2 separate regions of the Homo sapiens genome follow, and region 1 is linked to region 2. A link is a contact called in ENCODE Hi-C or POLR2A ChIA-PET data. All regions are on one chromosome and are shown on one strand. The core of a region is the stretch at or near the end of the contact, and the rest is flanking DNA. Distances in the headings are between cores, read along the strand shown. Region 1 has its middle 76 kb from the start of ZNF92. Region 2 holds the start of ZNF92 (zinc finger protein 92).

The links. Hi-C counts contacts between places; a loop is a spot of excess contacts on that map. ChIA-PET counts read pairs that join two places held with the same protein, here RNA polymerase II (POLR2A). Pooled maps may share reads with other maps.
Region 1: a loop to region 2 is called in a map of endothelial cell of umbilical vein, with 5 times the contacts of the local background. The contact joins the enhancer-like site here to the promoter of ZNF92 in region 2. A Hi-C loop is called at or near these places in 5 of 168 maps with a recorded cell type or tissue (HepG2, MCF 10A, PC-3 and 2 more) and 6 of 50 pooled maps. POLR2A ChIA-PET finds 5 or more read pairs at or near these places in 4 of 52 experiments (A549, GM12878, HEK293 and 1 more).

What each region holds. Positions count from the first base shown.
Region 1 is chr7:65,448,210-65,451,013 of GRCh38, forward strand. No RefSeq gene overlaps it. Among named protein-coding and RNA genes, the nearest start is that of ZNF92, 76 kb to the left of the region's middle. Within about 2 kb of position 1,427, at least 2 of the 41 ENCODE cell types and tissues checked have a DNase peak (open chromatin) inside an H3K27ac peak, as active enhancers do.
Region 2 is chr7:65,372,584-65,375,311 of GRCh38, forward strand. ZNF92 (zinc finger protein 92) reads left to right here and starts at 1,272. Exons shown (of 4, transcript NM_152626.4): 1 at 1,272-1,417. The coding sequence starts at 1,415. RefSeq lists a silencer at 1,137-1,407 and an enhancer at 1,303-1,702.

The DNA.
Region 1 (2,804 bases), core at 177-2,676, 76 kb after region 2:
AGACTGGCCTATGTGGTAGGACGTAAACTTGCCAGCTACCCTCTCCTCACTGTCCTCCCAAGTAACACTGATACCATGGAGAAAACAAAGTTACAAATATGGGAAATAGTTATACAGACTTGAGACATTTCACAAAAGTTCCTGTAATCAATGTCCGTGCTTCTTTTGATTGAAGGTACTCTGAAGCTTCAGTGGTCTGCTCTATGCTATCTGTGAGAGTGGTGCTCTTTATTGCTTATAGGCTAAGGCTACACTAATTAGCCTGCCATTCAAGGCCCTCTCCAAGCAGACTATGGTCTACCATTCCATTATTACCTCCTACTCATCTTCCAGTCCACACAAACTGTCTGCTCCCATCAAATGGCACACTAACTATTTTCTCCCAAACTATTTTCATTAATATTTCCTGGTCTTTGTTCACATTAATTCCCTCAAACTCTCTACCCTTTCTTTGGGGCCTGGAGCCCTACCTTTTGTGACCACCCCCGGCCCTTGGGGCAGAATTGCTCCCTCCTTGGAATTCTGATAATCTTTCTAGTCTGCACCACTTCTCTGGATTTGACATATTGGAGTATATGTGTGTGCGTGTGAGACTAAAAGCAGGCACATTTTTATATTTCTAGGGCTAACACAGTGCCACACACTGAGTAGGGACTCAGAAAGCATTTATTTTTTAATGATGATGTCATGTTCTTGAGGCCTATTCTTTCTTTCCCTAGGTAATGTTTACTAATGTGAATGAAGTGCTGCTGAGGCTTGCTCATGTTTTTTAAAAAGATGAAGATGGTGATGACTCAGTGGCAAGACCTTTTGGCAGAGAATTCATCTTGAAAATACTTGTACTATCCTAGCAACACATGTGTAACAAGGGGAAACTGTCAGAACAGCCCTAAGGTAAAAGCAGGGCAGATTGTAGGATTTTAATAGGTAGGATTCTCTTCTCTCCTCTCCTCTCCCCTCCTCCCCTCCCCTCTCCCTCCTCTCCTCCCCCCTCCCCCCTTCCCTTCTCTTCTCCTCTCCTCTCCCTGTCTCTCTCCCTCTCTCTTTCTTCCATCCTTCCTTTCTTTTTATTTATTTACTCTCTTTTTCTTTCTTTCCTTCTTTTCCATCCTCTCTCCTTCCCTCCCTCCTTTCCTTCCTTTCTTCCCTCCTTCTTCCCTCCCTTTCTTCTGTCAAAGTAATTAAACTTTGGAATGAGTTATGGAGGGAGATTATTGAGAAAATTTGAACAATTTACTCATTCATTCTAAGAAAAACTTGGAGACAAAGTAAAGGAAAGGGGAAAAGTTTAAGTAAGAGGGATTTGGCATTTATCCACAGAAAACAAAGGAAGGCAGATAAAACCTTCCTTCCTTCCTTTCTACCTTCCTTCCTTCCGTACTTTTTGGTCTCAACTCTGTGTGGCTTCCCCAGCAGGATGAAGAACGCTGTGGTGGGTGGGGCTACTTCTTCACTGTGTTGTAGAGCCATCAATCAGGCCAATAAAAATTTAAAAAGGCACAGATGGTTTTCTCTGTGAAGAAGTGGCTGAAACAGTTACTGAGTAACTATTTCTCTTAATGTGGATATACCTTCATTCCCCAATTGACCCAACCAGGCCAACAATTTTAGCTCTTAAATACTTTACCCAAAGCAGTGCTGGAGTGATGGGTGGGAAAAGACCTGTTATTGCCTCAGGAGTTGGAAAAAGACAGACTCCCACAAGTGGCAGGACAAGAGGTAAGGGAACAACCAAAAAAAAGTAGCAGAAAAAGTTACAAAAGGGAAACAAGGAAACAAAAATTGAAATGTTAAAGGGACACTAACTACATAGGAAGCAAGTGTGGAAATTTGTCTGTGATTAGATTCTTGGAGAAAAGTATAGACAATGTGGTATAAAATACTTTAGTCCCAGAAACACCGTTCTAGAGCTATTCATTTATAAAACAATTTTAGGTGTGTAAGACTAGAAATCTGGGCAGGGCGTGGTGGCTCACACCTGTAATCCCAGCACTGTGGGAGGCCAAGGTGGGTGGATCACGAGGTCAGGAGTTCAAGACCAGCCTGGCCAACATGGTGAAACCCCATCTCTACTAAAAATACAAAAATTAGCTGGGCGTAGTGGCAGGCTCCTGTAATCCCAGCTACTTGGGGAGGCTGAGGCAGGAGAATCACTTGAACCCAGGAAGTGGAGGTTGCAGGGAGCTGAGACTGTGCCATTGCACTCCAGCCTGGGTGAAAGAGCGAGACTCTGTCAAAAAAAAAAAAAAAAAAAAAAAAGACTAGAAATCTGTATTTTTTAAAAAATAGAGATGGGGTCTCACTCTGTTGTCCAGGCTGGTTTCAACTCCTGGCCTCAAGCAATCCTCCCACCTCAACCTCCCAAAGTTCTGGGATTACAGGCATGAGCCACCACACCCAGCTGAAATTTGTATTTTTAGTAAGTGCTTCTGCTGATTCTTAAGATCGAGTAAGTTTGGGAAGCACTAGCCTGTAACATAGTAGAAGGAGTTTCATTAAAGTGCAGAAACAGCAGCAAATAATTTGCTTGAAAGACAATTCATGAGACAGGAAGAAGAAGACGGGAGATAAAGATCAAACTTTGAAATAGGAGAATAAATAATTATATTTCTCTTTTGCACCTCTCGCTCCTGAAATAATTTAAAGTAGCAATGTTATAATATGAATAATGAACATATCTTGAGTGCTTACTGTTGGCTTGGCACTACACGTGCATTTTCTCATTTAACACTCACAACAACTCCATGACTACTATTGTGTTTTTCATTTTACAGATGAGGAAAATAAAAGGTTAAGATAGGAAA
Region 2 (2,728 bases), core at 22-2,521:
GACATAGCGTTTAATCTCCTGTGGCCCCATCATCTTTTGGTTACTGTCTGATCTCTGGAAGAAAGGTGGGCAACAGGTGGCCAGCAGTGGTGTACCTGTGGTTATTTTATTCTTGCTGCCCTCTGCTCTTTCTATGGTGACTATCTTGTTCCACCCTCAAAACTGTAGAAAGATGTTGGTAAAGAGAGGCTGTCCCCTCACTTCTGGCAGAAAAGGGGTGTTCAGACCCTTCACCCTCCTGATGTCAGGGCTGCATTTCAATGTGGCAGCTATTGGCCATGTGTAGCTACTGGCTGCCTGGAATGTGGCTGGTCTGAATTGCAATGTGCTAGAAAGGTAAAATAGAGTTAATTTCAAAGATTCAGTTCCAAATAAATATATATACTTTATTAATAATTACATATCACTCACATATTAGAATAAGGTTTTAGATATATTGGGTTAAATTGTTACAATCAATTTCACCTGTTTCTTGTTTCTTTTTAAAGTTTGGCTGCTAAAAAATGTACAATTCACGTGTCGCCCACATTTTATTTTAGAGGATTGCCTTCTTTTTAAAATTTCAGGCTGCCTGCTTAAAAAAACAGAAGTTGGCCGGGCTCTGTGGCTCACACCTGTAATCCCAGCACTTTGGGAGACCGAGGCGGGCGGATCACAAGATCAAGAGATCAAGACCATCCTGGCCAACATGGTGAAACCCCGTCTCTACTAAAAATACAAAAATTAGCTGGGTGTGGTGGCGTGCGCCTGTAGTCCCAGTTCCTCGGGAGGCTGAGACAGGAGAATCGCTTGAACCTGGGAGGCGGAGGTTGCAGCGAGTTGAGCTCGTGCCACTGCACTCCAGCCTGGCGACAGAGCTAGACTCTGTCTCAAAAAACAAAAACCAAAAACAAAACAAAACAACAAAACCAGAAGCCAGGAAGGTCATAAAATCTGAAAATTTTGAATAATTGGTATTATATTCTTTGCATTTGTGAATAGACATATAATATACTATTTATAAATGCATATGGCCTTATTCACAAGGTTAAATGCAAATACTGTCTGGGGTGGGCCTGACTCAGCTCAGGGAGGAAGCCCCGTCTGAAAAGGCTGCAGCTTAGGCTGTCACTCTTCCTTCAGTCCAGCATCTGATCACATCTCCCGTCACTCAGGGCCCGAAGGGGCGGGGCCTTAAACGTTATCCAATCAGGAACGCTGGGCTGGGAACCATCCAATCAGGCACGCAACTGGAGCGGACAGCACAGCTTCCGGGATTTGGCGGGGCCTTTGTCTCTCGCTGCAGCCGGCGCTCCACGTCTAGTCTTCACTGCTCTGCGTCCTGTGCTGATAAAGGCTCGCCGCTGTGACCCTGTTACCTGCAAGAACTTGGAGGTTCACAGCTAAGACGCCAGGACCCCCTGGAAGCCTAGAAATGGTGAGCCTGCTGGGTCCCACATCCCGAGAGAGGGGGAGGGTCTGGCTGGAACCGATTGGAAGTGGCTGTGGCGGGCCTCGGGCCTTCCCGCAGTCGGCTCCGAGATCCGCGGCCCGAGTTCTCCTTGGCGCAGCTCGGCCCTCAGTCTCCTTCAGCCATAAGATGGCGGCTGGGCTGACAGCCGGGACCCCGGGCGTCCTGTCTCCTCCCTGCGCAGTGACTGTGCTTTGGCCTGGAGCCCTCCCTGGGCAGCTCTGCACCCGCAGCGTCGCATCTCTCGCCGAGTGTGCAGGGACGACGGGAGAATAGTAAAGAGAAGAATCCTGACTCGGGGTGCGGGGTTTATGAATGGGAAGAGCTTTGGTCCGTGTGGTTCTCAGGTCCTCTTTTTTCCTATTAAAAATTTATGGGAGTCAAGGTAAAAATATTGAAGAATTTAATCAAAGAGCGATTCAGGAATTTTAGAGCACCCAGCTATGATTTGTAGTTTGTGGTCCGTGGGAGGGGCTTGAAGGAAACACTTTTATAAGATGCATAATGAAAAAAAACAAGTTTAATAATTGGTTAGGTACAGTTACGTCGTTTTTTAATTTGTATGATTAAGGTAGAAATTTCCTGGTCATGTAATCAGAGATTGTCAGTTTATAGTTGGTTAAGCCTGAATTTTGTTCCCTCGGTGTTATTTACCCTCCCCTCCCCCCGCCAAAAATGCATTTGAATTATATTTTTTTTAAAGTAGGAACCCAGGGACTAGAGCCACCTCAATCTAATTGCCTGCCACTTAATTATTTTCACATCCACAGGGGACTGATTTTCCCCTGCAGTTTTCACATGTGTCCCAAGCAGGGTCTCAAGTCTACCCCCCATCCCTCATTCCTCCAGCTTAATTCTGGCTTGCAGTAAAATACTAAATTTCCAGTTCCTTCTGACATTCCCAAATGCCAACTTACCCTCCCTAATTCGCATTAGCAAGTGTGTTTCCTTTAGTGTACATTTTCGATGGCATATTTTAATTAATCATTTTTGGCAAAGCATTGGATGGCACGTTTTAAAAGATTTGTTTCCTGTTTGTAAATATTTCCTATGAGAAGAAAGCAAAGAATAATCCCCTAACATTGTATTGTAAATCTCTGTGCCTCTTTTCTTTTTATCTTCCTTAGGCACAGAGATCTTATCAGAATGTTTTTGGGTCATGGTTGCTTTCCCTTTGGAAACTTTATGGGGTGATGTGTTCTCAGCCACCCTTCAGTTCTTTTTCTGGTCCTGGGTTTTAGTACTGTCTGGGGCAAGATACCTACCATGGCAATGTCG